2 separate regions of the Homo sapiens genome follow, and region 2 is linked to region 1. Evidence: chromatin loops called from intact Hi-C (ENCODE). Cell type or tissue: endothelial cell of umbilical vein. All regions are shown on one strand. Links, peaks and the distances in the headings refer to the core of each region. The heading gives the core; the rest is flanking DNA. Region 1 has its middle 80 kb from the start of GPRIN3. Region 2 overlaps CCSER1 (coiled-coil serine rich protein 1).

Region 1 (16,219 bases), core at 5,787-8,286:
GAGGGACCTAGGTAGGTCACACGCTTCTTATGAGAATCTAACAATGCCAGATGTTCTGAGGTCAAACAGTTTCATCCCAAGACCATTCCCACCCCCTACTCCCATCCATGGAAAAATTGTCTTCCATGAAACTGGTCCCTGGTGTCAAAAAGTTTGGGGACTGCTGGGCTATACCATATAGCCTAGGTGTGCAGGAGGCGATACCTTCTGGATTTATGTAAGTGAGCTCTATGATGTTTGCACAATGATAAAATTGCCTAAGGATGCATTTCTCAGAATGTATCCCAGCATTAAATGACACATGGCTGTATATTTGGATTTACAGAAGACTTGTGTGGGAGACCAGAATATGCCTTACCATAGCATTAAGGACTGTTGAGCTGAAGGCATTTAAGAAGAAACAGATACAGCAGAGCTCTCTGCCCTCCCTCTATTTGCCTGAAAGCAGGACATAGATTTATAAACACAAAAGGTATTCTGCCCCTACCCTTTGTTCTCCCCTAGAGCAAGAACAAAGGTTAACCCCTGAAGAAAGCTTTAGACCCTCATCTGCTTGGAGATGATACCAGAGGAATTTATGTTAGCAAGCTTTACTCACTAGTCTTTATCTGCCATATATTTACCTTTCCCCACTTGGCTGTCCATAGAAACTCAGAGTTATTTTCTTTTGTGTTGTTACTTCTCTTAGAATTGAAAATGCCATATAAGCCAGAATTCAAAGCCAACTCTTCGAGCACTACTAATTCTCTGGGTGTCTTCCATGTTTATATGAAATATACATGTTAATAAACTTCTGTTTGTTTTTCTCTTGTTAATCGGTCTTTTGTAACAGAAGTCTGTGTTCCAGCCACAAATGTAGAGGGTTATGATTTTCCCCCTAAATTTGCAAACAATACACATAGAACTTATGTCCATCCTTCACCCAATTTCCCCCTCATCTTATATATCCTTGGCACAACTAGAAAATTAATATTGTTACAACACTATCACTAAATTATAGGTTTTATTCAAATTTCTCCATTTTTCCACTAATATTCTTTTTCTCTGTTCCAGGCTCCAAGAAATGGAATTTTATTAAAAGATGGAAGAGGAGGATATTTGAGAGAAGGGGAACTACCTAATACTGAAAACTAATACAGTCCAGGATACATAGAAGATGATCAATAACACTTATTCAATCTAAATTACCCTATCAGCAAGTGGAGAATTCTCTCTCGGGAGTGCTGTTTTCTTTCCTGCCAGTCAGCTCTGTCAGGTTGAATAGAAAGCGATAAATAAAGAGGAAAAGAATTCATTTTGTGCCCTTGCTGCACTGTTGCTTTTTCCTGCTGCACCACCAGTAATAGAAAACTAGGCTGTGAGCATTTCAGTGCTAATGCACTCCAGTGGCTTTTCTGCCTTGGCCTTCTAGCTTTCTCCTCATTGCATCACACTACTGATTGGAGAAAAATATGCCAGTCTGTGCTGTGTTTCCCCAAACAACTTTTTTATTTTGCAGGGTAGAAAGAACTGATGATAATGGGCTCTATAAAAAAGGGATAAACAAAGGCATTTTCATCAAGGGCCTTCTTTCTAAAAGGCTTTCCAAATAGCCTATTTTAAAAAATGAACAAACACCCATAAACCCATAGAACAATAGTACACTAGACATACATTTAAAGAGCATGTCTCCATTAAAAACAGCTATGTCAGAAACAGGCACCTGAGTTTCTGGGGAAATATACATGATAGAAAAATCTTAAACCTGGCCAAGTTCTCCAAGTTGATCTTCTTTGTTCTTGTAGGATTTGATGACATTCAACCATGTTCATCTACTTTTCCATCTTGTTCTACAGGTGGACTATCTATTTATATATTTTTAAAAGACAGCCAGGAAAAATTGATTGATTAAGAAAGGTTTTCTTAACCTTTATTTGTGGTAAGAACATTTAAGATCTCTCTTAGAAAATTTCAAGTAAAAACACAGTATTGTTAACTCCAGTCACCATATTGTATATTAAATTTAGATCCCTAGAACTTACTCGTATATTAGATTTAGATCCCCAGAATGTACTCATCTTATAACTGAAAGTTTATACACTTTGACCAATATCTCCTTATTTCCCCCACTCCCTTACCCCTGGCAAACACCATGCTACTTTCTATTTCTATGTGTTTACCTTTTTTAGGTTCCCTATATAAGTGATACCATATAGTGTTTGTTTTTCTGATTTTTTTTAAATGAAAGAGCTAGGGCCAACTTCCATTCTTTGATGTAAAGATTAAAAACGGTGGATATATTGTGGTATGACCTAAGGCATAGGCAGGGCTGCAAGCTAGAGGTGCCCATGTGATCAAGGACAATGGTGCACAGGTCACTAGTCATCACTATTTCCTGTCATCGGTGGGACTGCAAACTAGCACATTTTTAGTGACATTACTCATAAGCACACTGTGGTTGTTTAAATTGGTAGGGATGATAATGAGAGTAATTTGTGGGTAATTAAGTCTCTCCTTTCCACCTGACAGTTATGCAAACTAGAAGGAGATGAACAGCATAGTTATGTGTTTCTTCAACTAAGAAACATTTCATAAGAATTTTGAGTAATGTGGGTAGGTGATTAAAATGTTAAAGTGGAAAAAGTTAGAAACTGTTATGTTTTTAAAAAAGTTTTATTGAGGTGTTATTTACATACCATAAAGTTCACCCATTTTAAGCATACAATTCAGTGAATTTTAGTATATTTACAGAGTTGTACAATCATCACAATCTAGTTTTAGAACATTTCCATTATTCAAAAAAAAGTCATTTGTGTCCATTTACAGTTACTCCCGATTTCCACCTCCAGTCCTAGGCAGCCACTAATCTACTTTCTGTCTCTATATACGGTTTTTATCTTTCCGGGACATTTCATTTAAATAAAATCATACAGTGGGTGTTCTCTTGTGTCTGGCTTCTTTCATCAAGAATGTTTTGAGGTCCATCCATGCTGTATATCAGCACTTCATTCCTTTTCATTGCTGAATAATTCTCTATTCTGTGGCTAGATCATATTTTATCTGTTCACTCATTAATGGATATTGCGGTTATTTCCAGGTTTTGACCAATGTGAATAATACTCCCATGAATATTTGTGTGCAAGTTTTTATGACACTGAAGAGTGAAATTTCTGGCTGGGCATGGTGGCTCACGCCTGTAATCCCAGCACTTTGGGAGGCTGAGGCAGGTGGATCACCTGAGTTCAGGAGTTCGAGACCAGCCTGGCCAACATGGTGAAACCCCATCTCTACCAAAAAAACAAAAGTTAGCTGGGCATGGTGGCTCATGCCTGTAGTCCCAGCTACTTGGCTGAGACACGAGAATCGTTTGAACCTGGGAGGTGGAGATTGCAGTGAGCTGAGATCACGCCACTGCACTCTAGCCTGGGCAACAGATTGAGACTCGGTCTCAAAAAAAAAAAAAAAAAAAAAAAAAAAAGAGTGAAATTGCTAGGTCATATGGTAAGTCAATGTTTAACTTTTTAAAGAAATTGACAAGCTGTTTACTGAAATGGCTGTGCTATTTTATATTCTCACCAGCAACGTATGAGTTTCCAGTTTCTCCACATCTATGGCAAGACCTGTTATTGCATGGCTTTTTATTATGCTTATCTTAATGGGTTAAAAAAAAGGTATCTCATTGTGGTTTTGATTTTGTACTTCCCTAATGAATAATGATGTGGAGTATATTTTCATGTGACAATTGGCTTATTGGTATAATTTATTGGCACAGGTCATTTGGCTAAATGTCTGTTCAACTCCTTTACCCATTTGTAAATTGGGTTATTTGCTTATTTATCTCCTTTTTACCTCCAGGATGGAAGTGCTATTTCAATTTTTTTTTTTTTTTGGAGATGGAATTTTGCTCTTATTGCCATTGCTGGAGTGCAATGGCACGATCTCAGCTCACCGCAACCTCTGCCTCCTGCGTTCAAGCAATTCTCCTGTCTCAGCCTCCCAAGTAGCTGGGACTACAGGCATGCGCCACCACGCCTGGCTGATTTTGTATTTTTAGTAGAGATTTCTCCATGTTGGTCAAGCTGGTCTCAAACTCCTGACCTCAGGTGATCCGCCAGCCTTGACCTCCCAAAGTGCTGGGATTACAGGCATGAGCCACCACGCCCAGCCAGCACTAGGTCAAATTTTAAGGTCATTATTCCTTTGCATTTAAAAAATTGTTTCCACCATGTATTCCTAAATAACACATTGTTTTGTTTTGCTTCTTTTTGAGCTTTATAAAAAATGGATTTATACTGTATGGAGTCTTTAACATAAAATCCTGAGTGTCTTCCTAAATTAAGTTTTCATGTTGGGCAAAAACAATTGTTTTCCAACAATGGTACTATGATATTTAAAGCAGAAAGTTATCTTTAAGAAAGAAAAGATTACAAATGGGAACACAGGGCTGCTGATTCTTGTCTTTTGGAAGATTTAATGGAGTTATCGTAAGTGGGGTATAAGAACAACAAAAAGATGTTCTTAGGATTTATGAAAATCAACTCTTGCACTCATTTGATACTAGAGTGTAGAGGTATTTGCCTCTAGGTAGGTCTATCCTGCAGATTTTTTTTTCACTTTGTGAGACTAATTTTTGTAGCTTTCATGTCTCTTCCTTACGCCAAATATGTTAATTACATCTCTTGTTATTTTCAGTGCTTTCAACATGCTGTTTCCTATCTGACACAGATGTAGAAAACAGGTAATCTAGAATTGTGACAAGGATTAGACTGAATAGGCTCTGATTATGAGTCTGAGGGATTCCCTCTGGGATAAGTTAATGAGCTTTAGCACATGGACTTTGTGACATTTATTTTGGTTGCAGAGGCCTCTTTTTGTTTCCTTCCTTATTCTCAACTTTTACTGAGCAGAAATGTAGGGGTATGGACTTGAAAACAAACAGATTTGGTTTTGAGTCCTTGCTCTGTCATCTTATTGATTTTTTTTTAAAGAATAAATCACTGTTAAAAAAATTCTCTAAATGAGGATAGGAATGTATTGATCACAGTATGACATAATATAAGATGATATCTTTAAAGCACTCAATAAGTTATAAATATTATTATCTTTTTAATATATAAAGAGGCTTATCAACATCAAACTCTTAAATTGCTGTTTGGTGACATCTGAGAGTAGGAAAAATAAAAAGAGTTTAGACAATAAAACACAAAAATTAGTCTCGCGAGCTGAAAAAAAAAATCCCTGCAGTATAGAGCTACCTAGAGACAGACTGTACTTCATAGATAAGATATATAATGCTTATTAGACAGAGCAAGGGAGGAAAAATTGAGAATAAGTATTGGATTGGTTGGAAGTGGTAGTGGTAGGAATGGTGATAGGGAGAAAGTACTCCAGGAAAGTTAGATAAGAAAAACTTTCACATTCCTGGCGAGCAAATTGATGTCAGAAGTTTTATCATCAAGAAAAAAAAGTCCTGTAGAGGGGCTTAAACACAACATAGCTCAGGGTTCTCAAATTTGATCACCACCAAGACTTTCTTTTATTACCTTTCCCTCCATCTACTCCGTTGAATAAACTGGTTTACCAAGAGAGCTGATCTATCAGTGAATTAATAGGTAATGTGCATGGGAGAACAGAATTTGGAGGGGGAAAGATTTTTTCTCCTTTTGCTCTCCAGATAATAAAGGCAGGATGAGTTTGGGGCAGCAGAGACTATAAGATAGAGAGGTTAAGAGGAGGTTTAGCTCTCAGTTTCACCAAGGTTTATGGGCTTTCTCTGATCCTTACCTAGAGACACCATTATTTTTCCTTATGTGCTGAATTGAGTTTAGCTTAAGTGCAGTAAAACTATAGGGTTCACTAGCTCAAGGGTCTTTAGGCATTGGAAAGTCAGGGAGACAACTTCATGGGATTGGCAGGCAATCCCCAGAAAGTACCTGGAGCTGTGGTAATGGTATTTATGATGGATTTGCAAACAGCAGAAACCATCTAAAAGCGAGGAGGGGAAGAATACAATTTTACTGTTTTGTGGGCATTTGTGTAACTCCCCAGGGATTGTCAGAGGTGGCTATGTGAAATATAATTAAGGAGGTAGCTGATAATTGTACAGATAAGCGTGATAAATCAGATAAATTTTGGCTTAAATCATGATGTATGGTCATTCAAATCCACAGACGGGTAAGAGCTCAAGGTTTTTGAATTATGTAAATAATTTATTTTTTCAAATATGTTAATCTAGGACAAAAGTAATTACAATTATGCAATTATAATTAAGTTCTTTAGAAATATGTTATTTTAGTTAGCATACACATTACGATTCACGCATGGGTCTCTTGTAGGGCATAGACCTTTCTATTCCATTCTAGAATAGCTGTGTGTTAAAGAAGATAACTCAGAGGCATGAGTGGATTGTACAGCAGTCAGCTATGCTTGTAGCCTATTTTGCCCATCTCATCTCTAAAGATAAAATACTTCAGTTTTTTTGGGTGGAATTGGTGAAGAGACAGATGTCTCAGGCTTGTGGCAGAATGTCACCTTGGCAATTAATGGGGAAAGCAAAGACCCACGGCTTACTTACTACTAATTAAGAAGTCACAGTACAGACCTAAGGAGAAGAAAGATCTAGCATGGTGGCAGGCTGGAGCAGACAGGGTGGAGGTTGTAGCAACTAGCTGATGGGGCATTTATGGGCTTAGTTGTGTGAACAAATGTGAACTTGAAAGAGTCAGTCCTTCAGAATGGATCCCAAGTGGCTATTTAAAATAGACCAAGGAGCTATGTGCTGACTAAAGTTCACACACATACTCTGAGATGCACAAAAAGCCACACTTTTTTAACTTTGGGACTTTCAGAGCTCACCTGAACCAACCAGTCACAGCTTGGCTCTATCAATCAATCAGAACTCAGCTGTGTCAGCCAATCAGCAATAAGGAAGTTTGAATCCTTTGTTTACATAAAAGGACCTGCTCGGGAAGCTGGGCTGAAGCTTTTGCTATAAAACCCACACTCTTTCTTTGTTCTCTGGAACCACCTTTGTTTTACACCTAAGGCTGTGTCTCACCAGTTAGCAAACTGTTCACTGGAATAAAGTCTCTTTCCTTCAAATTCCTTTTCAGAGAACTTTTGTTCACAGTTGGCAGGAGGGAGAGTGGAGGGGAACTACCTCTAGGGCCTACCAAGAGTTTCAGAGACAGGTCATCCAGACCTTTCCAGCAGAGGGCAGTCACAGCTTGGTTTTTCTCATGCAACCCGTGGCTTCATTCCTTGGGTTTCACTGCCCTGGCAAGGCTAACTCCAGGTTCCAACGCTTAGGGTAGGGCAGTTCACTCTCTTTTTCTTTAATCCATGGATACGGAAAAGGCTTTTACTGAGGTCTCAAATTCCAGAGAAGACCTTGGCGATATTGTAACTACATTTTTTTTTCATACAGGGTACAGAAATGAAGATGTATCTACGTAGATTTTCTTTTTGCTTCCCTGCTCTCAAGTTTGATCAACGATCATGTTGGAACGTGTCTGTTCAGAATTTAATATGATTTAGACAAAGGCTTGAAGTTATGGTTGCTTAATTGAAAGTTTCTTGCAAAAGAGAAAAAATACAGACGTTTGAAGGTGGAAAACTAAGAGATTTAAGAAATATATGAGGAAACTCCTTTTCCCCTCCACCAGCTTGAGGAACTTCAAACACCTAGAAGGCATTTATTATTCAAATAATTATTTTGTTAGTGATTACTGATAATTTATTAAAGTCCATAGTCCAGAAATCTGTTAATTAACTTTATATTTAAAAATTAAAATGGAATGTTATGCCATTCTTACCAACAGCCAGGTTTTAGATAACGATGTGGTATAAATGATTTCAATTAATTACTGTTTCCTTCTCTTATTTAAATTTAGGATTCAATATTTATTTTTGCCAAATTATTAAAAAAATTTTTCCGTTTCATTAGGGAAGTTAGTTTAAGAGACTTAACCTCGCAATAAACTTCCAATTAGACAGTTTATTACAAAGTCTTACGTAGTGCATTCTTAATTTAAATATTATTCATTTCTAGCTGAACTTTCACGAATGATGTAAAGTTATTAATTACTGATACTACAGCTGAGTAAAGTAAGTCTTTGGTTCCAACTGAACCAGGAGAGAAAGGTCATTATATGTCTAAGAACTGGGCCCGCCTTACCTTTGGAGGAAGGGTACGACAGAGCACAGATTTTATGTTCTAAAGATGGCGGCACCAATATGGTTATCAAACTCACATGATTTCCTTACAAGGCGATTGACACACTTCTCAGTGGGGTTTGTTTTCTCCCCTTGAATCTAGGCAGGGCTTGTAACTGCCTTGACTAATGGAGTATCTCAGAAAGGATGCTATACAATTTCTAGTGCTAGTTCATAAATGGGATGTAGTTTCTGCCTGTCTCTACTGGAGGGACGTATAGGAATGGTGTGCCAGGTGCAGGCGACATCAAGGAGTGGTGTTGATGGCTACAAACGCTAACACTTTAAAGGTGTCAGCTTATATTATAGGCAGCGTGTGGGCTTAGAAGATTTTAATATTACTCCTATTCATGTTAGGGGGATAGAAACCCTCTGAAATCTATAGGTTGAATAGTCAAATTGTGAAAAGAGGATTTCTCTCTGGCTCTTTTAAATTAAACTGGGATAATTTTGGTTTTGAAGACTCTTCAATATCCCAAGAGTATAGTAGAGACTAAAAAAGAAAACCCAGGCCACCATAACCTTGCCTGTTTCCATGACTAAGACATGCACTAAACACAGATAAGCATTATGAACAGAACTGTACAACTTTTGACCATGTAGGACAAGGTTGGAAAAATAAATGTGTTGTCTCTCAAGAACTTGAAAGGATGCATTAGATAGATTTAGACCAATGGCATAATTTCTTATTCATTCCTGTTGCTTCTTTAATGTTCATCAATAACCAGGCAAGACGTGGACAGTGAGGAGCCCTGTTGTCTGAACAGGGCTGCTAATGAATTGGTATCTGCTGTCACAAGAGTGCAATCACTAAATTGCATCTGCCTCAAATACTGACATACCAAATTCCTGATGGCTATGTGAGAACACTCCTTCTACACTGTAGTTCCTAGTATGGGGGTGTGAGGATACTGAGCACTTCAAGGCAAACCAAGTTAGAGGGCACCCAAGGTGAGCACGTGAGAAGTAGATTCCTGTTTTAGACCAATTTTGTGTTGATTCACATGACTTTTTCACTGAAGAATATAATGTGATTTATTGTTTTTGTATTAGGAAACATTGAACACTGGTAGGCCATTTTTTTTTCTGAACTGATATTTGGCATTCTTTGTTATATATATGTTCCATAGATCACAAACACAACAGGTAAAAACAAAAGGAAACAGTGGGCCTTATATGTTTTGTAGGAACAAAAAAGCACTCTTAAAAATTATTTTGAATCAGATGTATCTTCCTCAACTACTGGTTCCAGACATGATTTAGGGGTTCTGAATAATGAAGGTTCATCTCTCCATGTCATATATCATACTGTATCATCTCCTCATATTGTATATATATATATAATATAATACATAAAAGTTTTTCTTTTCAGTGTTCATTCACACAGTGATTTTTCATGTTACAGTCCGCTTAAAAGTATCACATCTAATCAATTATGTGACCTAAAAAAATTACATTAGTAAAAATTTACCTATGTGGTGGGTATTATGTGTCCAGTGACAAATAACTTATGACATTATAATACAAGAAACTATAAATATACAGGAGTGCAAATATACACACAGACAGTGTGTACGGTGTTCTTTTATTTCCATTCTTTATCTTCATGATTGAACTTTATAGGCAGGGCCAGTGCTCAACTTCTGGGCTCCTAAAGTAACTGATAATGGCTCTAACATGGCCCTTCTCATATTGCTGTGTTTAGTGGTTTATGTATCTGGGAGCCTCTGCAGGGTAAGGCTGAGGGTCACTCAAATTTCTAATACATGTTGGGTGCAGGTGCGTAATATATGTCTGTTGAGTAAAAGAGTGGTTCTTCTGATTTCATTTTGTTTGAATCCATTTTGGGTTCTAGGATTCAGATTCAGGTTGACATTTGACCTAATGTAGAAAAATTCTCCCAAATATAGGCAGAGCTGGTTATTATGCCCTGGAAAGTTTTCAGAAGGAGATATGATCTGTTCTTGTTTTTCCTAAATTGACCAGTTATCTAGCAAATCATCTGTGTCAGTGCTTATTTCTTTAGTGTTTCTGATACTTTTCCCAAAGAGTACTAATGCGTTGTGTTTGTGACTTCCTTTCCTTCCTTTATAAAAACATTTATTTTTAAAAATTTCTCCCTAGCTTTATTGAGATATAATTAACAAATAAAAATTGTATGGCTTAAGGGTGCACAACATGTTTTGATATACATATACATTGTGAAGTGATGACCGCAATCAAGCCTTCCTTCTTCACCTGTGTCAGATGTGTTGCTGGCTCCTGTTTTGTTGCAATGTGCCTCCTTTGAAAATAGATAAAAAATTGTCACAAAATGAAATGATTGCATCATCTTTAAATTCATAATTACTTTAAAGCCCTACCTTGGGCCAATGTTACTAAGATTAGTATCTTTAAATGAGCGGTTCACCTTCGAGGGAAAAAGGAAATTGTATTAGGTCTCAGTTCTTTCATCAAGGAGCCTGGTGGTAAAATTAAACATTTATTTATACTTTCCAATAATTTTATGAATTATTTTCAAATATGCTCAAGGCTTGTTCATATATTTTATGAATTGCATGTATAACGTTTATAAAAATTTAACTTAATTATTAAAACACTAGTGAGGGTAGAAAGCAATGTCATTTGCTGCAATCTCATTTGCTACACGAGACAATACATAGCCTTTAATTTGTACAACTGTACTTCAGATTGAACATAAAATGCCTTCATACACCCATATGTTGTTTTCTTTTCCCAAGAAAAGGGCAAATAATTTTATAGCTTTTCTCTTTATATCGTTACATCATTTCTTAGTGTTTTCCTATGTTTTATGCAGTCATGACAAAATTTTTGTTAATGTGAATATGAGGTTTGCATAGAGAATGAGTGGATATTTTGATGGCTTAGTCTGTTTTTTTTCCTTTTCTGCCACTTTATATATTATTTAGAGGAAATATATTTGAGTGATCCTTATTTACTCTCTAAAAGTAATTGTTCCCCTTTTTATATTCTGACTTTGATTTAGGGAAAGTTGTTACTATATTAGTGACATCAAATAATTCTCTGAGTTACCGAAACATTGAGTTACTAAAACATTGTAACGGTCAATAGGAGAATGTATCAGGTAGGTCACAAGGAGAAAACCATTAGGTTTTATTCAAGTAGTATTTAACATCCTGATAATCACTTTTGTTTTTATCAGCATGTTAGTGTGCAACAATGCAGTGCCTAGTTAGGTGCCTGGATGATGACACCAGGCTTGAGTGGTTTGAGTCTTGGTGCCACCATTTACTCACTATATGCTCCAATCTGCATTTTGGCTCGACATCCATAAAACAGGCACGACAATAATAATAATGTTTACATTGTAGGTTATTGTGAAGCATAATAAGATAATTGATATGATTTGACTATGTGTCCCCACCCAAATCTCATCTCAAATTGTAATCCCCATATGTCAAGGGAGCGACCTATAATCCCCCTGTTGAGGGAGGGAGGTGATTGGATCATGGGGGCAGTTTCCCCATGCTGTTCTTGTGATAGTGAGTTCTCACGAGATCTGATGGTCTTATAAGCATCTGGCATTTCCCCTGCTTGCACTTCTCTTCCCTGCTGCCATGTGAAGAAGGTTCTTGCTTCCCCTTCACTTAAGCCATAATTGTAAGTTTCCTGAGGCCTCCCCAGCCATGTGGAACTGTGAGTCCTTTCCTTTATAAACTACCCAGTGCCGGGTAGTAGAGGGTAGAAGAGTTTGGAGGGGTCAGAAGAAGATAGAACAATGTGAGAAAGTCTGGAACTTGTTAGAGACTTGTTAAATGGCTTTGACCAAAATGCTGATAGTGATGTGGACAACAAAATCCAGGCCGAGGTGGTCTCAAATGGAGATGAGGAACTTACTAGGACTGGAGTAAAGGTCACTTTTGCATGCTTTAGCAAAGAGACTGGTGGCATTTTGCACTTGCCCTAGAGATCTGTGTAACTTTGAATTTGAGAGAGATGGTTTAGGGTATCTGGTGGAAGAAATTTTTAAGCAACAAAGCACTCAAGAGGTGACAGAGCATAAAAGTTTGGAAAATTTGCAGGCTGACAATCTGATAGAAAAGAAAAACCCATTTCTCGGGAGAAATTCAAGCTGGCTGCAGAAATTGCATAAGTAACGAGGAGCCAAATGTTAATCACCAAGGCAATGGGGAAAATGTCTCCAGGGCATAGGGCATGTCAGTGACCTTCACGGCAGCCCCTCCCAGCATTCTATGTATAAGAAACATAGAATAATGTCTAGTATGTAGTAAACACTTAATATACCTCAGCCATTATTATTAATTATTGAAACAGTCTGGAGAAAATATCAAAGCATAATCACCTATGATATGGTTTGACGGTGTCCCCACCCAAATCTTGAATTGTAGCTCCCATAATTCCCATGTGTCATGGGAGGGACCCGGTAAGAGGTAATTGAATCATGAGGGTGGGTCTTTCTGGTGCTTTTCTCATGATAGTGAATAAGTCTCATGATTTATGATGGTTTTATAAAGGAAAGTTCCTCCGCACATGCTCTCTCCCTTGCCTGCTGCCTTGTAAGACATGACTTTGCTCCTCATTTGCCTTCTGCCATGATTGTGAGGCCTCCCTAGCCATGTGGAACTGTGAGTCCATTAATCCTCTTTCCTTTATAAATTACCCAGTTTCAGGTGTGTCTTTCTTTATTAGCAGTGTGAAAACAGACTGATACAATTTATATATAAATTTAGTTGTGACCAGAGACAAATAATACTAACTGTCTTATTTTGTGAATGGGGAAATTGAGGCATATAATTTCATGAAATATTTATTCATGAAGACATCTGTGACAAGTTAGTACCTATTTTACATCAGTAGCTTCTCTTTTACTGAAAATGACACTTTATCATATAGTAAAGAAAATCATCTATACATATGATCTACACTATTTACACAAAGAAATGCTTTTCAAATTTTATGCAGTACTATCCCTAAAGGTGGGTGAGAATAGTAAACTTATAAAACTGCAGGGTAAAGGGGAATTGATGAAGCCAGCCAAAGAAAAATCGGTCTAAAATCTCCTGTTTTATCATTTGAAGACTGTGAATTTGTCCTTTGATGCCTCTATCAGTCAGCTTCTGGCAGGAGACAGCTGTCATTTTCAAACTGGGTAACTGAGGAGAGTGTTATAAACAGATTATTTATAAAGGTATAGGTAGGTTTTAGGGCAATCACAAAGTAATAGCACAGTACTGTCTAGCGACAAACTGGGGTCAGGCACATCCCTCTTAGGCCTGACAAGTCAAAGGGAAGGAGGAGTTGACAGGACCCAGCCTAATGGAGAGATCTGCCTGGTAGGGGTTCTGAATTTGTTGAGCTTGACATGGCCAACATGAGGCATCCTATTAGGGGTGGGAGTATTCAGGAAACAAATGCTCCAACCTTACTCTCTTCCCTGCCACCGCCTCTAGCCAGCACTTCTGAATGGCTGAATGCAATGGATAGCAGGATGGCAAGGGAGCCTGTTGAATCTGCCAATGCAAGTCAGCCTCCAAGTGCATAGGACAAGATGAATAAGGGTGAAGAATGAATAGAGAAGAGAAAATGAAAGATATCTAGTACAATAAATTTATGTTTGCTACAATATTAAAATGACTTCAGCATTTACTCATTAAAACTACCATCACATTTTTCAGTAAAATCGATGCTTCAGGATAGAAGGGTTTGTGTGTCCTGGTTTGGGTAGCATGGACATAAGCAAGTCCTTTACTACAAAATTGATCTTTGGCAATTTTGAATCCCTAATTGAGCTGAATGGCGTTGTATTAGTTTTGTGGCCACACAATGAACTACTGCAAACTTAACAACTTAATATAATATAAATTCATTATCTCTCAATTTCTGTAGTCCAGGCAGGCTAGCTTGATTCTCTGGTTAGGGTTTTCTCTGGCTGAAATCAAGGAGACCATCAGGGCTGCAGTCTTCATCTGAGCTTGGATGTCCTTTTCCAAGATGGTTGTTGGCAGAATTGATTTTCTTGCAATTGTATAACTGCGTTCCTGTTTCCCTTCTAGCTATCAGCCGGGATCACTCTCAGCTCCTAAAGGTTGTCTGCAATTCCTGCAAATGTGGCCTCCATAGGCAGTTCACAAGGACGTTTGCTTTCTCCTAGGCCAGCTGGAGCATCTCTCTGACTTCCTCTTCTGGAATCAGCAGGAGAATACTCTGTCTTTTAAAGGGCTCATGTGATTATGTCAGGCCCACCCAGATAATCTCCCTAATTACAACCTGTATTACATCCAGCAGTGATTGAATAATGGGGAAAAGGTGTGTGCATACCAAGGCTGGGAATCTTGGGGAGCATCTTCAGGTTTTGCCTACCACAGTGGGCCTTTAAAAAATTGCAGCACTCTTTCTTTCCACTCCCTGTGGAGGGTCTGATATTGTTGTTGACCTCTAAAACCTACAGTAATTTTGGGGCCTCTAGACGATCAGGAGCCACAAATGTAGATGCCTTTAGGGGCTAAGTAGATCTCATAATCACGGTAAGGTCATCATTAGTGACAACATCTATTTCAGTTTTGGGTACACTTCTTGATTCAGCCACAGGTCATTCAAAATTGCAAATATAGTCTCAATTCAAATTTAAAATGCCAAGTCTCATGTAATAATCATGTAAGTAATACTGTAATTCTTGTTTATAACTCAGGGTTCCCTCCTTACAAGCCCTATAGAGCTACATTGGGAAGAGGGTTGTGATTTTGATTCTTTTCTCTTTCCATCCCTAGAGATTCCATTTCTGCCAAATAATCTGGTTGAAGACCAGGGAGGAAGAGGAAGAAAGAGGGTCTGGAAAGGTCACACTTTCCTGAGTGCTGCACTCTGCCTGTGGCAGGTGTTTACATTGAACTCCTCTCATGGGCTTCCAGGTTCTCTTTGGAGAATCTTCCCTCTACAGCCTCACTCAGACACTGATGGTTAAGCTTTGTGTCCCCACCCAAATCTCATCTTGAATTGTAATCTCCATAACCCCATGTCAAGGGAGAGAGCAGGTGGAGGTAATCGAATCATGGGGTTGGTTTCCCCATGCTGTTCTTGTGATAATGAGTGAGTTGTCACAAGATCTAATGGTTTTATGAGGGGCTCTTCCCCCTTCGCTCAGCAATTCTCCTTCCTGCTGCCTTGTGAAGAAGGTGCCTTGCTTCCCCTTTGGCTTCTGCCATGATTGTAAGTTTCCTGAGCCCTCCCCAGCCATGCTGAACTGTTAATCAATTAAGCCTTTTTCTTTACAAGTTACTCAGTCTCGGGTAGTTCTTTATAGCAGTATGAAAACAGACTTAATACACGCACTCCCCCATCACCAGGTATCTCCAACTGGAAGATCTCTTAATACAGGCGAAGGACCCTCTTCTAACTCTTGTACATAAAGCTCTTAATTCAACTCCCATGAATCTGGAAGGTTTCCCCCAGCAACATTAAACTGTGGGGATTAGAGATTTGTTAGTGAAGTTTAGCATATTTTCATATGTTTATGATGCTTGCTTATATAGTTTGAGTAATCTATTTTATTGCTCATCTTTTAAAACTAATTTGTAGGTGTTCTATTTGCTAGATTCCAGTACATGACTTCTCTTTCAATTAGTCTATGAAGACTTTTTATCAAAGTTTTAAGTGTTAATGTAGGTAAATTTACCAATTTTGTTTCCCCTTTCCTCCCTTTTTGAATTAGTAATATTTTATTAGTACTTAACTTTATATTTTAGAAATCGCATTTAATGTGACCCAGTTAAACTTAATTAAAATCTTTTCTTAATTCTTAAAGGTCTGACAATTTTACATGTTGGAATGTGTTTCCCTCATGCTTTAAACAAAAAATAAAAATACTTTTAAAGTCACATTTTATGTATCTCACAGTCATACATTAAAACCATTCTTAGGCCAGGCGTGGTGGCTCATGCCTGTAATCTCAGCACTTTGGGAGGCTGAGGTGGGTGGATCATGAGGTCACGAGATCAAGACCATCCTGCCTAACACAGTGAAACAC
Region 2 (16,219 bases), core at 8,872-11,371, 1.1 Mb after region 1:
AGCAAACTCCTTGGTTATTCATATTTCTAATAGAAACGCTAATATTTCATGGTATTTTGTGATTTAACACCATCCCCGATCCCATGCACCATTTTGAATGATTATGTGGCATTGTATACCACTAAGTATTCTATTAAATAGAATTTATAATATTCAAGTTAAGTATATTTTATTTTTTATTTGTATTTTTATTATACATGTTTTTAAATTGTTATGGATACCTAACAGTTGCACATATTTATGGGGTACATGTGATATTTTGATACAAGCATATAGCATGCAATGATCAAATCAGGATAATTGGAAAAATATCAGGATAATTAGGATATCCATAATATTAAAGATCTATCATTTCATGTTAAGAACATTACAGTTCCACTCTTCTAGTAATTTTAAAATATACAATAAAATGTTTTTAACTGTAGTCACCTTATTGTGCTATTGAACATTAGATCTTATTCCTTATATCTAACTGCATTTTTGTACTCATCGAGCAATCCCTCTTTATCTCTGCCTCCTTATGGTTGAATAATATTCCATTGTGTATATGGATCACATTTTCTCTATCCATTCATATGTTGATGGACACTTAGGTTGATTCCATATCTTGGCTCTTGTGAATAGGGCTGCAGTAAGCATGGAAATGTATATCTCTTTTCGTTGTATTGATTTCCTTTCTTTTGGATGTACACCCAGCAGTGGGATTGCTGGGTCACATGGTAGCTCTTTTTTTAGTTTTTTGAGAAACCTCCATAATATTCTCCACAGTAGCTATATTAATTTACATTCCCACTGTGTATAAGGGTTCCCCTTTCTCCACATCCTCACCAGCATCAGTTATTTCCTGTCTTTAGGATAAAAACCATTTTAACTGGGATGAGATGATATCTCATTGTATTTTTGATTTGCATTTCTCTTATTAGTGATGTTGAGCAATTTTCATATACCAGTAGGCCATTTTAATGTCTTTTTCTGAGAAATGTCTGTTCATTTGCTGATTTTTATTGTATTATTTTTCTTATTACATTTTTGCTATTGATTTATTTGAGTTCCTTATGTATTCTGATTATTAGTCCCTTGTCATATGGGTAGTTTGCAAATATATTCTCCCACTATGTGGGTTGTCCCTTCACTTTGTTGATTATTTTCTTTGCTATGCACAAGCAAGCTTTTTTAGTTGACGTGATATCTTTTGTACATTTTTGCTTTATTTGCCAGTGCTTTTGTGATCTTACTCAAGAAATATTTGCCCAGACACATGTCCTGGATTGTTTCCCCAATGTTTTATTTTAGTAGTTTTATAGTTTCAGGTATTAGGTTTGTCTTCAGTCTACTTTGAATTGATTTTTTTTTTTTTTTTTGAGACAGGGGCTTGTTCTGTCACTTAGGCTGGAGTACAGTGGTGCAATCATGGCTCACTGCAACCTCAGCCTCCTGGGCTTAAGCCATCCTCCCATCTTAGCTTCTGGAGTAGCTGGGACCACAGGCATGTGCCACCATGCCTGCCTAATTTTTGTATTTTTCATAGAGACAGGGTTTTTCCATGTTGCCAGGCTGGTCTTGAACTGCTGAGCTCAAGCAATCTGCCCACCTTGGCCTCCCAAAATGCTGGGATTACAGGCATGAGCCACTGTGCCTGGCCTTGAGTTGATTTTTGTATATGGAGAGAGATATGGGTCTAGTTTTATTCTTCTGCATATGGATATCCAGTTTTCCCAGCACCATTTATTGAAGAGACAGACTGTCCTTTCCCCAAGGTATATCCTTGGCAACTTTGTCAAAAATGAGTTTACTCTAGATGTATGGATTTGTTTCTGGGTTCTCTATTCTGTTCAATTGGTCTACATGTTTGTTTTTATGCTAGTATCATGCTGTTTTGGGGGTTATTGTAGCTCTTGTTTCAAAGTTATTAATTTGAAGTCAGGTAATGCAATTGCTCCAGTTTTGTTCTCTTTGCTCAGAATTGCTTTGGCTATTCTGGGTTGTTTGTGGTTCAATATAAATTTTAATTTTTTTCTATTTTTGTGAAGAATGTCATTGGTGTTTTGATACAGATTGCCTTGAATCTGTAGAATTCTTCAAGTAATATGGGCATTTTAACAATATTGATTCTTCTAATTCATGAACATGGAATATCTTTCCATTTTGTGCATATCTTCTTCAATTTCTTTCATCAATGTTTTATAGTTTCCATTGTAGATATCTTTCACTTGTAAAGTTTACTTGTAGGTATTTAATTTTACTTCTAGTTATTGTAAATGGGATTACTTTCTTAGTTTCTTTTTCAAATTGTTCACTGTTGGTGAATAGAAATGGTACTGATTTTTGTATGTTGTTTTTGTATCCTGTAACTTTACTGAATTTGTCTGTGAGTTATAATAGTTTTCTGGTTAAGTCTTTCAGTTTTTCTAAATATAAGATCATATTATCTGCAATCAAAGATAAGTTGACTTCTTCCTTTCCAATATGGTTGCCCTTTATTTATTCAGCTTGTCTAATTGCTCTGGCTAGGGTTTCCAGTACTATATTTAATAAAAGTGATGAAAGCATACATCCTTGTCTTTTCTATATTATAGAGGAAGGGCTTTTAGTTTTTTCCCATTTAATACATAGCTAGTTGTGGATTTGTCATATATGGCCTTTTATCATGTTGAGGTATGTTCCTTTCACACTGTTGAGAGCTTTTATCATGAAGGGATGTTGAATTATATTAAATGATTTTTTTGGCACTTATTGAAATGATCATGTGTTTTTGTCCTTCATTCTGTTGATGTGATTTATTGCCTTTATTGAGTTGAGTATATTGAAGCATCCTTGCATTCCTGAGATGAATCCCACTTGATCATGATGAATGATCTATTTAATGTGTTCTGAAATTCAGTTTGCCAGTATTTTCTTGAGGATTTCTGTATCTATGTTCACTAGAGATATCGGCCTGCATTTTTCTTTTTTTGTCATGTCATTGTCTGGTTTTGGTATTGGGGTAATACTGGCCCCATGGAATGAGTTTGGAAATAGCCTCTCCTCCTCAACTTTTTTGGAATAGTTTAAACAGTTTATATTTGTTCTTCTTTAAATGTTTGGTAGAAGTTAGCAGTAAAGCTATCAGGTCCTGGGCTTTTTTTCATTGGGAGACTTCCTAGTACTGTTTCTCTTTCACTACCTGTTATTGTATACATTTTAGAAATATTTTGCAATTTTATTGTTTGTAAAAGAAAGTGAAGCAGACTATGATTTCACATAAGGTGACAATTTCAATAAAGCAGAAGAACAGTTTAGTTCATTAAAAATTTTATAGAATTATTTGGATAGTTTGTGCCACTTACACAGTTTATTGATGGGGATGCTTTTTTATAAAAATTATTTTTCATAAAGGTTAATATAACATAAATAAAAAAATGACTTGACTCACAACTTAAAATGTGATTTCTTATGCAAAGTGAAATTTTGAAGCTTTAAATAATTTAATTTTACTGAACATTTGTAACAGATACATTTTCTCAGTCTTGGACAGGGCTAGTGTTGGCTTAGAAAAATTCATACACTTAACATTCTATATTTATTTTGCATTTTCCTTTATGCCTAATGCAGATCTCCCATGTAGTAGTAGAATTTTAATAAAGTTTGTTAAGTCATTAACTTATAAACAGATTTTACATTCTTTGGAAATATCACTGTTCTTTGGAAACTTCACCCTGTGGCCTGTCTTCATGACTTGATTTCTTAAACTGCTACAAAGAGGTGTTCTTTCTCTGTCTGCATGGCCTCAAGTGAATTAATCATTGCAGAATGGAGAGAGACATTTTGAAGAAAAATAATGTAGTGTGATTAGACACATTTGCCTCAGGTTGCTGCAGCCAGAGTGTGTTGTGGTGGTAATTTACTAAATGGTACCCTGGTGGTATGAATGAGTTTTTAGGTTTTATGACTGCTTTACTTTTTTCCAAGAAGCGATTTACACATAGGACTTTGCTACTGCTCCTAAAAGAAGCAATAGAATCATTGATCTGAAATTCAAAAAAGCATCACCTTGGGTTCTTACATTAATAATTAAAAAAAAACCCTACAAAATAGGGTCAGCCAAAATCAGAAGCATTTAATGCTATAAAATTATTATTTAGAAGTAAAATGTATAAGTTACTTTATAGTGATATAGTAAATATTGCTATTTTAAATAGCCAATGATTGAAACTACCTACATGTTTTATAATAGGAGAAACCTTAAGTAATTTGTGGTAACTCCTTTTAAGAAATCCTATCTGTTAAAACTTTCATGAAGAGTTGATAATATGTATGAAATTCTTTAGCAGGATACAACATTGCATAGGCACTTTATCTCGGTGACTCCTCACTGTTCTGCATTATTTCCATGTTACATGAGTCTCATCAGAGTTTTCACAAAGCCATTCAAGATGAGGACATAGTTCTGATAAGAACATGTTTCATTCAACATAATGCCATGTAAAGGATTCCTGCATTTAAAAATAAACTAACATAGTAGATTCATGAGATTAGACGTTTTCCATTTTTTATATTCTTCATGTCCCCCAAAATTTCCAACTTTGATATTAGAAATGAATTTATTTTTAAAGAGTCTATTTTAGGAACATTTTGCTTTAAATATGAAAAAGAAATTACTTACAAGTAAATATTTAATCTAATTTGAAACTTTATGTATTTATGTTTCATTTTTCTATTCCATCCTGACTTTTCCATTGTGATTGTGATTTTGAGTAGTATTTCTTCTCCCAGTTAAAACAAATAGCAAAACAACAAACCAACAACTTTAAACAAACAAAAACCAACTGAACAACAACAAAAAAAACCCTGGGCATTTTTTTATTCTTTTCTTTCTCTCATCCCTCTATCAATAAACAATTATTACTAGTGTTACCCACAAGATTACCAAGTTTGTTATCTTGTTTATCTGTACCATGCTATTTAAGCGAGAATGTCGTTATCTCTCCTTTGGATTATTGCAATAGAATCCTAACTGGGTGGCTAGTTTTGGCAATCAATCCTGTACAAAGAGGCTATCTCTCTTAATTTAGCTCCCTACAAGGATCTGGACCTCTAAGTTCCTGACACTTCATCTCAAATAGTTATTCCCTTTACTCACACTGCTACTTGGAATGATCAGGCCTGCCCCAGGGAGTTTGCACTTGATTCTGCCTCTGCTGGAAGTGTTCTTCTCACTCTTCTTCATTCAGCTCAAATATCACCACCTCCATACTTGTCTTCTTCATTATTTATCTCATTACAGTAATTATTTTTGTAAGACATACATCACTGTTAAAGATCATCTAATATGCTTATTTGTTTTGTTTATATTCTGTCTCCCTCATTGGAGTAGATACTCCTCCAGAAAAGGGACTAGCCCCTCTAATTCCCTTCTGAATCCTCTGTGCCTGGAGGAGAATATGTTTCCTGTTTTTGAATTATTTGAGAATTCACTTAGTATTTTGTGCTAGAAGAGTGGTATTCAGACTGTAGTATAATAATCAGGGTGTAAAGGACACCCCTGCCCTACATAGGCATGGATACCTTTTAGATAACTAATTTCTCAATTCTCAATTTTTATTTGTGATTTTCCATACAAATTACTTGTTTGAGAAGCTTCTGAGTTTTGTCAGTCATCTTCCTCATGTTTCTTTCACAATCTCCCACTTTACAAAAAAACAAGCAAATTTATGAATTCAGATTCACTTGTGAATCTGTTTAGGATGCATTGTTCAGTTTCTAAAAACCTCTAGTGTATCAACCAAGGGATAAATTACTCAGGGAGTCTTTTGAGGGCTTCCTAAATAAATATTGGAAGGTGCAGTGCCCTGTTTCCTAGAGGCAATATTCTGGTGAGCCATTCTCCCCTTTCCTTCCTCCTCTCCTCCTCTCTCCCTTTGGATTCCAGAAGTGAGAAAGTAAGAATGTTGCTGTGGGGTATTAACAGGTTTACTTGATGCTTTCTTCTGAAGAAGAATTTTGACTGGATGATTTGTTTGACAAAGAGGATTGCTTTGCCAAGTGCATTGTGACACACATTTGCATATATTTTTCTTAAATCAAATAAGCTAAATATGTGGCTTGACAGTATTGATGAAAATATATTTTAAGCCCACTTAGAGCATATAACAGTCAGAAAAATATGTCCTTTTACCTTATAGGAAATTTGTTAATGGTTAACTTTTAGGTCTTCTAGAGATTATGTAGATTTTCAAAGTTATTTTAGTAAAAAGATAATTTGAAATTATTGTGCTAGACAATGTGAGCAACATCAAATTGTTCAAAATATCTCTGTATAAAGTACACTTGATATAGAAGAAAGTGAAAAAGAGAGTTCATCTTTCACATGGAATATAAGAGACCACTATCTTTCCTCATTTCCAGAGTATCTGTACACTCCTTTACCCTAATAAATTTTACAGGGATAGTATCTCTTTATTCAAATTTGTACAATCTTAATTTGTAGCTCACATAGATGCAAATAAGTTTATTAAGAAAACACAGTTCTGTAGAGGGTGCTGATTCAGTAGTTTTTCACAGTATTCAGTCAAGAATTTGATGTCTTAAACTCTTGACTAAATTAAAAAGGTTAAAACACTTTACCTAATTTTGTAATAAAAATAATGACATTTATCCTTTGCTTCCCTTTATGTTGAGCAGAGGTCTAAGCCCTCAACTTCTTTAGTCCTTATAATAGTTAAATTTCTTATGGTAGGTGCTATGTATGACTCAATTTCACACATTGTGAAATTGAAGCTCAAAGGGAGATTAAAATACTGTAGATTGCCCAAAGTTAGTGAGAGCAGAAACCAAAATCCAAACCTAGATAATATGTCTCCAGAATTTTTTATTAATACACATTAGGTATACATATTTTTAGGGTACATGTGATATTGGATATATTTATATAATCAAATCTGGGTAATTGGAATACTCATTATCTTAAATATTTATCTTTATTTTTAACTCCTGGTACATTTGAATTATTCTCTTCTAGCTATTTTGAAATGTATATTCCATTACCATTAACTGTAGTCTGGAATGTTAACCCATATATTATACAGGACCAAACCAGAATGCTATACTAAGATGTGCAGAAGAAAGTTAAAATAATGTTTTGAGCAACATTGACCCTCATCAGTAATTATTTTTTATATTACCGAACATTTATATATAGTGTATACTATATGCTAGGAAATATATACATAGGATTCCAATGCCAGTATGTGGTTTTTCTACAAACAAAGCAAATAGGGTCTCTTTTAGGTTTTCCTTCCAGTTTCTGGGTACCCTTATGTTTGTTGTATGATATTCTTTCTCCACTCTGTCTAAGCTAGGATGTCTGTTTCTTTCTTTGAATATTTTATTTTGAATCACAAAATGTTCTCAGATCCTACATAAGTACTTGTTTAGTATTCAATTCTGAATATGCAACTGTTAGCCTGAGGAAATCTGTAGGACGGTACAACTGTCTCTCTCTCTCTCGCTCGCTTGTTTTTTGTTGAAATTGTTGCTAGTGGCTGCATTTTTTTCCCTTGTGGAATTAATATTTTCTGTATTTCCTGTGAACTATAGTGATTGGAAAGTCGCTTAAAACTTTTCTTGATTACCTAACAGTGGATCTGTCATTGGAATACTAATTTGGAATACTAAGCCACTTCCAATGAAACATTCCTAGAGCAGCAATAGCATTCAGAATATTATTTTGCAATATTATATGATGTTATTGTTACTGTTGTATATGTAATATCAGGATATCTTTCTTGTGCATTCATCATTGTTATAATTTCCGAATTTGTCTTTAGCATCAGCAAGATCTAGATTAAAATTTAGATTTGCCTTTACTTTTCTGAACCCAAATTTATTTATCTGATAGGAATAATTATATTCCTTAAAAATAATTTTTATTTCAAAGTCATAAAAAATAAAACAATATTCAATTACAAGAGATATCAGGTGCTTACAGAGCAAGAGTGTTTTTACTTGATTGAAATAAGGACATATCTCTGGCAGTGAGAGTCTCTGCTTTTATTTGATTGGATTAGATTTAATTCTATTATCAGGAATACTGTGTTCTATAAATGTTAGTGCAGCTACTATTTGCATGTTTCTGAGTGAAGTACTTAACTAGTTTAGGTTTCCATTTATTATCCTCAAAAAACAAGTTCATTTTCCAAATATAAAATTCAATACAATAGTTGGTCGCCAAGGCAGAACTACCTAAATGTTCCAAGATGCAAAATCCCCACTTAGTGGCCACTCAAGTCGGTCACATCACCCTTGCTACTGGGCACAGCTGAAAAGGCCCTTGTGCCATAAACACAAGTCCTTTTCTCATGAATGCTTTCTTACCTATTATTCTGTCAAATTAGCAATATATTAGTATAAACCCAATATAGTTTAGTCATTCCTGATAGTGATATTTGATGCAGTCCCATAGTCTCAAAGAAGACAATTTACTGAATTTATTAACAAAGTTTAAAGGGTTTTCTTAAGAAAGGAAAGAAATGAGCTAAATTTGTTGTATCTCCTTTATTATAATCTTCATTATGTAACTCCTTTTAAAAAAACTTTTAAAGTCAAAGAACAATATAGGCAATATGCTTTAATATATTTAGTAAAGTCTACTTTGAAATAAAATTTATGAATTTAGGTGAATTTGTTAATTATTGGTATAATATTTAACATTGCCACCAATTTAAAACTTATTTCTCCATAACTTGAAACAATTTCAATCTGACACTCTATTAGAATGTTATATTATGTAAATATGTTAATTATCAGACATACTTCCTTGGTTCTAAAACCTATATCCCTGTTCTAACTCATGAATTACAAACCAAAACATTAAGTAATAGCAGAAATGTAAGAAAATAGGTATATGATTTGGTTAAGCCCATTGATTACATTAGCAATTAAAGTAAAAGAGGAAGGCAAACTTGTCATCACATTTCTAATTTTATCATATACCAGACATACTTTGACTGTCTTTACTATCATTTTGCTCTTTTTTTCCTCTCTTTTTCTGTAACACACTACATTTATGTGTTAGTGGTAATGGCTTATAACACATTATTTTTCCCTTCATATCTATGGAATATTGATTCTAGTTTGTTGTTAACTTTGAACTAGAAAAAATGATATTCAGATATATATGAGTATATATGTGTGTATGTATATTTGTATGTGTACTAAATTTCACAGACTGCATGCATATGTTTTAATAAATCAGAGGGGCTCACATAATTCATCTAATCAGTTGTCTAATCTTAATAATAGAGAAACAGAACCCAAGAGAAATTATATCCACAAATATATTGTGAAAGTGTTATTAATGAATGTGATCATTATATGTTGAGTTCAAAGACAGCTCTTTTAAAAAAGCCAAACCCAAGATTCTGTTTTTCACATGATTGTAACAGAATTAGTACACAATGCCAATACATGACTGAATGGAAATCAGCATATTCCTTAACATGCTGCAGTCAGCATTATATAGGAGACACCTATAACAGCACTTACTTAAAAAAAAAGCTGCAATTGTTTGTGGATATACTCATATTTTTTTTTTCCTTTCACCAGACCAATGCTGACTTTCAGTTCTATTGATCTAACATTTGTGTTTGAACTAGAACATGCACTGAAAATGTTGGATTCCATATTACTGCCTATACTGATTTTTATTGTCAGGTATCTGTATTACTGACTCTACACACACAGACACAGAAATAATTATAAATGTCCAATGTAGCCACCTTTTAATTTACTATCCTAACATGTATTCCGATTAGTACTTTAAAATTCTTTTTCTCAGACTTTGGTATTCATCCTATGTTGATATAAGATAGTTTTTTCATTTTCTTCTTTACGTTCGTATCTGTTACTATTAGCTGCTGTATGGAGTATGTTTAATACAATAAAAAATAAAGTGATACCTAAAATTTATAATCAGAATAAAATGTTACCATCTTTATACATCTTTTACACTAATATGTTTTCTACAAAGCAGTACAGTTTTATTTTAGACATATGTTCATGATGTTTCAAAAACAACAAGAAACTATCAGAAAAATGAAAAATAAATTTGAATTGATATATATATGAGTGTGAATCCCTTTAAAAATATAGATCCTATACATATTTATAAGAGAAAAACTTTAGAAACTCTGATTTTTATTATTCTGTTGTTTCAAGCTTTCAAGTTGAATCGAGTTTTTCTTTGATCTAAAAGGCAATTTATTTTTATCAGATACTAATTGTTTTAAAAAGATTTAATTTGTTAATATACTTTAAGGATTTTGTGATATTTTTAATAATTAAATGCCCAATAAGAGTTAGAATAAAAAATTAACTTTACCGTCAAAAAGGAAGATCTCCTGCACCCTCTGCTGCTATGTAAATGAAACTGCAGGTTATTTATTATAAACTTATTTTTATTTTATAAAATAAAAAAAGAAAATAAAAAATTTAAGAAGATTTTTTAAAGATCTTTTCAAAGATTTTTTAAATTTAAGAAAATAAAAAATTTAAAGAAAATAAAAAATTTAAGGCAAATCCAGTCATTTTAATATACAGTAAACAAACGAACCATTATAGATGTCTCAAAAGAACATGCATCTCAGATATATAGTTTACTTAAAAATAAGTAAAATATAAACTGACAAACTAGCTTTGAAAGGAAGAGGTATAATGGCATCAATTTGTTATTAATGAGAAAAAGTCATAATGCTACATACTTCTAAATCATCATATTACTTAAATTTATTAACCAACATACAAAAATCTATTGTGGTTTATTGTTTGTAATATGGAAATATTAAACATTAAAAAGATTGTGAAAAACCTGGAGTGAATTATTTGTGTCTTATGGCTCACTGCCATTTTAGATGAATTATTGTGTTGTTAAAATAAATTGACTTTTTTTCTAAGAGGCAGGAAATAGCTTGCAATAGTGAAACCAGATAGAATCCGAGCTGTTACAAAAGTTGATCCCAATTTATAAACAGATACCACTTGGATTGAAAATCTATATAAAGTATAAATTTTACTATTAAAATGTAGTTTAATAAAAAATAGTCTTGCCGGGCGCAGTGGCTCATGCCTGTAATCCCAGCTCTTAGGGAGGCAGAGGCAGGAGGATAGCTTGAGCCTAGGATTTGAGACCTGCCTGGGCAATATAGCGAGACCCCGTTCTCCATAAAAAGGAAAAAAAATACAAAGTCTTTATATTATTTTAAGGATTCTTAGCACTTCCATATGTTTTATTTATTTAAATATTTTATATTAAACTATAAAAATTGAAGCAGTTATTAAAACACTAGGAATTGATGTTTGTATTTTGTCGAACTTGGTGAAATTATTTTTAGAAAAGGCATTTTCTGATATGTCCAATCTCCTATTCCTTCCCAGTGGAAACCACTGTTAATAATTTTTGTGTATCTTCCAAGTTGCTTTTAAGACATTTACATGCGTATTTCTATATCCTTCCATATTTTGTAGTTTTTAAATAGGCTATATATCTCATACTCCCTTATTTTGATTTTTAAAGTCTTAAATATAAAAGTAATTCATGAATTCATTCTGATTGTTGAAGCATCGTATTACATATAACACCATGTCCCCGTTGACGACAACCTCAATTCAAAGGCCCTCTTTAAGGGTAATCACTGTTAATGCTTTGAAGTACATCCTTCAAGATTTTTTTCAGGAAGAAAAAAAATCATACACACATATGATTCTGCAGAGTATTTAATATTATACATACTATTTGATAATAAATTTTGAATTGACATAAAATGTATTCCGAATAGTATATCACTTACCAATTTGATTTTATTAACACAATGCCTTGGAAATTTTTCCTTTGTTTGTTCATATCTTTGACCTTATATGTTTAGCTCTTATATATTATGCTGTGGAATAAATAGACCATTTTTAGAATTTTAAAAATTCTCATATTAATGAACATTTATATTATTTTATATTTTCACTACAATAAGCCTGAGTATCCCTGTACATGCTTCTTTGAGCAGATCTGTGAGTATTATTCTAGGGTAAATGCTGAGAAGTAGAATTATTTTTTCATTTTATACTTTGATAAATAATTTTAATTTTTAAATGACTTTAACAATTTGGATTTCTTTGTAAATGTCTGTCCATATATACTACTTTTTCACCAAACCTGATATTATTAAGTTTTAAAAAGTTATAAATGAAAAATATTGTATTTATTTCTGGTTGATAATGGAGTTGAATATCTGCTCGTAATGTTGATTAGTGATTTATATTTCCTTTTCTATAAATTTCCTGTTACTATTCTTTGCTCCCTTTTATTCTTTGTGTTTTCTGTTTCTTACTGGCTCATAGGAGTTCTTTCTATTTCCCCGATTACTAATGAGTTTGAGTATTTTAAATATATATTCATTGGTGATTTGTATTTCTTCTTTCAGGAATTACTTGTTCTTATTCTTTGCTCACTTATTTTTGATTTTAGATTCTTTTTCTTATTGATTTATAGTTCTTTATATATTCCAGATATTAATTATCTGACTGGCATAGGATACCAAAGACCAGCCCCTGTCTTAATGTATCAATTAGTGCTCCAGAGCTTTCCCATGGGATCAGTCTGAAGCTAGTGTCCAGTTTTGACCACATCCTGGCTTAGCTTCTTATCCACATATCCCCAGTGTCCCCATCTTATTAGACTTTCTTTCTTTAATCAGCTTCTCATGTTTGAACAAGAATTCCTTACTCAGGCTCTGCTTCTAGGAAATCTATCCTGGACCTGTGATGACATTTTTTTTGAAATCAGTGTTTTAAAATCAAGCCAATTCTCCAATGGAAGATATAATTATAAAAAAAAACAACTGCTCTTTACTAATAAACATATATTTTAAGATGTGTGCTATCCTCTTTAAAGTTGTATTTTTGTTATACTGACATTGCCACCGCTCAACAAATTTATCAAATTCAGCTTTTGGAAATCATGTTCAGACTCTGAGACAGTCTTTGAATGTTCATAATATTGTCAGTTCTTTGCTCCCTGACTAAACTATTTTGTTGACAGTGAACAATTATTCAGTCATGTGCAGTCAAAGTGATCAATGTGGTCAAATATTTTGAAATTATTTGTAACAGACGGTTTTAAAAATGAGAAGTGTCTGTTCATATCCTTTGCCCACTTTTTGATGGGGTTGTTTTTTTTCTTGTAAATTTGTTTGAGTTGTAGATTCTGGATATTAGCCCTTTGCCAGATGAGTAGGATGCAAAAATTTTCTCCTATTCTGTAGGTTGCCGGTTCACTCTGATGGTGGCTTCTTTTGCTGTGCAGAAGCTCTTTAGTTTAATTAGACCCCATTTGTCAATTTTGGCTTTTGTTGCCATTGCTTTTGGTGCTTTAGACATGAAGTCCTTGCCCATGCCTATGTCCTGAATGGTAATGCCTAGGTTTTCTTCTAGGGTTTTTATGGTTTTAGGTCTAACGTTTAAGTCTTTAATCCATCTTGGATTAATTTTTGTATAAGGTGTAAGGAAGGCATCCAGTTTCAGCTTTCTACATATGGCTACCCAGTTTCCCCAGCACCATTTATTAAATAGGGAATCATTTCCCCATTGCTTGTTTTCCTCAGATTTGTCAAAGATCAGATAGTTGTAGATATGCGGCATTATTTCTGAGGGCTCTGTTCTGTTCCATTGATCTATATCTGTGTTTTGGTACCAGTACCATGCTGTTTTGGTTACTGTAGCCTTGTAGTATAGTTTGAAGTCAGGTAGCGTGATGCTTCCAGCTTTGTTCTTTTGGCTTAGGATTGACTTGGCAATGTGGGCTCTTTTTTGTTTCCATATGAACTTTAAAGTAGTTTTTTCCAATTCTGTGAAGAAAGTCAGTGGTAGCTTGATGGGGATGGCATTGGATCTATAAATTACCTTGGGCAGTATGGCCATTTTCACAATATTGATTCTTCCTACCCATGAGCATGGAATGTTCTTCCATTTGTTTGTATCCTCTTTTATTTCATTGAGAAGTAGTTTGTAGTTCTCCTTGAAGAGGTCCTTCACATCCCTTGTAAGTTGGATTCCTAGGTATTTTATTCTCTTTGAAGCAATTGTGAATGGGAGTTCACTCATGATTTGGCTCTCTGTTTGTCTGTTATTGGTGTATAAGAATGCTTGTGATTTTTGTACATTGATTTTATATCCTGAGACTTTGCTGAAGTTGCTTATCAGCTTAAGGAGATTTTGGGCTGAGACAGTGGGGTTTTCTAGATATATAATCATGTCATCTGCAAACAGGGACAGTTTGACTTCCTCTTTTCCTAATTGAATGCCCTTTATTTCCTTCTCCTGCCTGATTGCCCTGGCCAGAACTTCCAACACTATGTTGAATAGGAGTCGTGAGAGAGGGCATCCCTGTCTTGTGCCAGTTTTCAAAGGGAATGCTTCCAGTTTTTGCCCATTCAGTATGATATTGGCTGTGGGTTTGTCATAGATAGCTCTTATTATTTTGAGATACATCCCATCAACACCTAATTTATTGAGAGTTTTTAGCATGAAGGGTTGTTGAATTTTGTCAAAGGCCTTTTCTGCATCTATTGAGAAAATCATGTGGTTTTTGTCTTTGGTTCTGTTTATATGCTGGATTACATTTATTGATTTGCGTATATTGAACCAGCCTTGCATCCCAGGAATGAAGCCCACTTGATCATGGTGGATAAGCTTTTTGATGTGCTGCTGGATTCGGTTTGCCAGTATTTTATTGAGGATTTTTGTATCAATGTTCATCAAGGATATTGGTCTAAAATTCTCTTTTTTGGTTGTGTCTCTGCCAGGCTTTGGTGTCAGGATGATGCTGGCCTCATAAAATGAGTTAGGGAGGATCCCCTCTTTTCTATTGATTGGAATAGTTTCAGGAGGAATGGTACCAGTTCCTCCTTGTACCTCTGGTAGAATTCCACTGTGAATCCATCTGGTCCTGGACTCTTTTTGGTTGGTAAGCTATTGATTATTGCCACAATTTCAGCTCCTGTTATTGGTCTATTCAGAGATTCAACTTCTTCCTGGTTTAGTCTTGGGAGGGTGTATGTGTCGAGGAATTTATCCATTTCTTCTAGATTTTCTAGTTTATTTATGTAGGGGTGTTTGTAGTATTATCTGATGTTAGTTTGTATTTCTGTGGGATCGGTGGTGATATCCCCTTTATCATTTTTTCTTGCGTCTATTTGATTCTTCTCTCTTTTCTTCTTTATTAGTCTTGCTAGTGGTCTATCAATTTTGTTGATCCTTTCAAAAAACCAGCTCCTGGATTCATTAATTTTTTGAAGGGTTTTTTGTGTCTCTATTTCCTTCAGTTCTGCTCTGATTTTAGTTATTTCTTGCCTTCTGCTAGCTTTTGAATGTGTTTGCTCTTGCTTTTCTGGTTCTTTTAATTGTGATGTTAGGGTGTCAATTTTGGATCTTTCCTGCTTCCTCTTGTGGGCATTTAGTGCTATAAATTTCCCTCTACACACTGCTTTGAATGTGTCCCAGAGATTCTGGTATGTTGTGTCTTTGTTCTCATTGGTTTCAAAGAACATCTTTATTTCTGCCTTCATTTCGTTATGTACCCAGTAGTCATTCAGGAGCAGGTTGAATTTAAACCCAGCTGTTCTTGTATCAGAGTCTGAATTCTTAACAGTTATGCATTCACTGTGTCTAAACCTTAGTACATGGAACCGTAAGATTATTTAAACATAAATATGCCTCTTATTATTTACTTAAGCCTGGGTCATATGCTTTTACACTTCTTTCTTCTTTTACCACTAACTTCTTTCTAAATCTGACCAAAGCCCATCTTTCTCTATTTCTCTTTTCTCTCTGTTTCTTCTGGTCATTAAAAACTAAGATTGTATCTGGCTGAGTATCAAGATTACGTATATAAATGTGTAACTTATGTCTTTCTAAATATATATCATCATCCCTTAATTAATTAATCCAAACGACTCATCTGCTTTCCTAAATCCTGCTAGAATAATTTCTTTCAAATGTGTTCTTCCCTTTTGTAGCTTTTCCCATTGTCATGCTACTTGCACACCACTCACCCTCTTTCTCTTTTTATCTGGGGGATTGATTTATACAAATCTAATCAGAGACAGTCTGTCTTTGCTTATATACCATGTTTTGTGTCAATTCATTTTTAGGAGTGACCCAAAGACTGACATTTCTTATATAAGCAATTATTTGT

Evidence for each region. A loop is a pair of places that touch in the nucleus more often than their neighbours do. Peaks named below come from ENCODE experiments on the same cell type or tissue, not always from the same donor. Only the 100,000 strongest peaks of a DNase experiment are listed, where the experiment ranks them.
Region 2: a loop joins it to region 1, with 17 times the contacts of the local background. A loop is called at or near these places in 5 of 110 quality-filtered maps.

What each region holds. Positions count from the first base shown.
Region 1 is chr4:89,219,957-89,236,175 of GRCh38, forward strand. No RefSeq gene overlaps it. Among named protein-coding and RNA genes, the nearest start is that of GPRIN3, 80 kb to the right of the region's middle. In endothelial cell of umbilical vein, for the core only: a CTCF peak has its summit at 7,179 (motif pointing right); a DNase peak (open chromatin) is centred at 7,195.
Region 2 is chr4:90,283,151-90,299,369 of GRCh38, forward strand. The region is part of intron 1 of CCSER1 (coiled-coil serine rich protein 1); the gene reads left to right. Among named protein-coding and RNA genes, the nearest start is that of CCSER1, 160 kb to the left of the region's middle. In endothelial cell of umbilical vein, for the core only: a CTCF peak has its summit at 10,380; no DNase peak of the experiment used is centred there.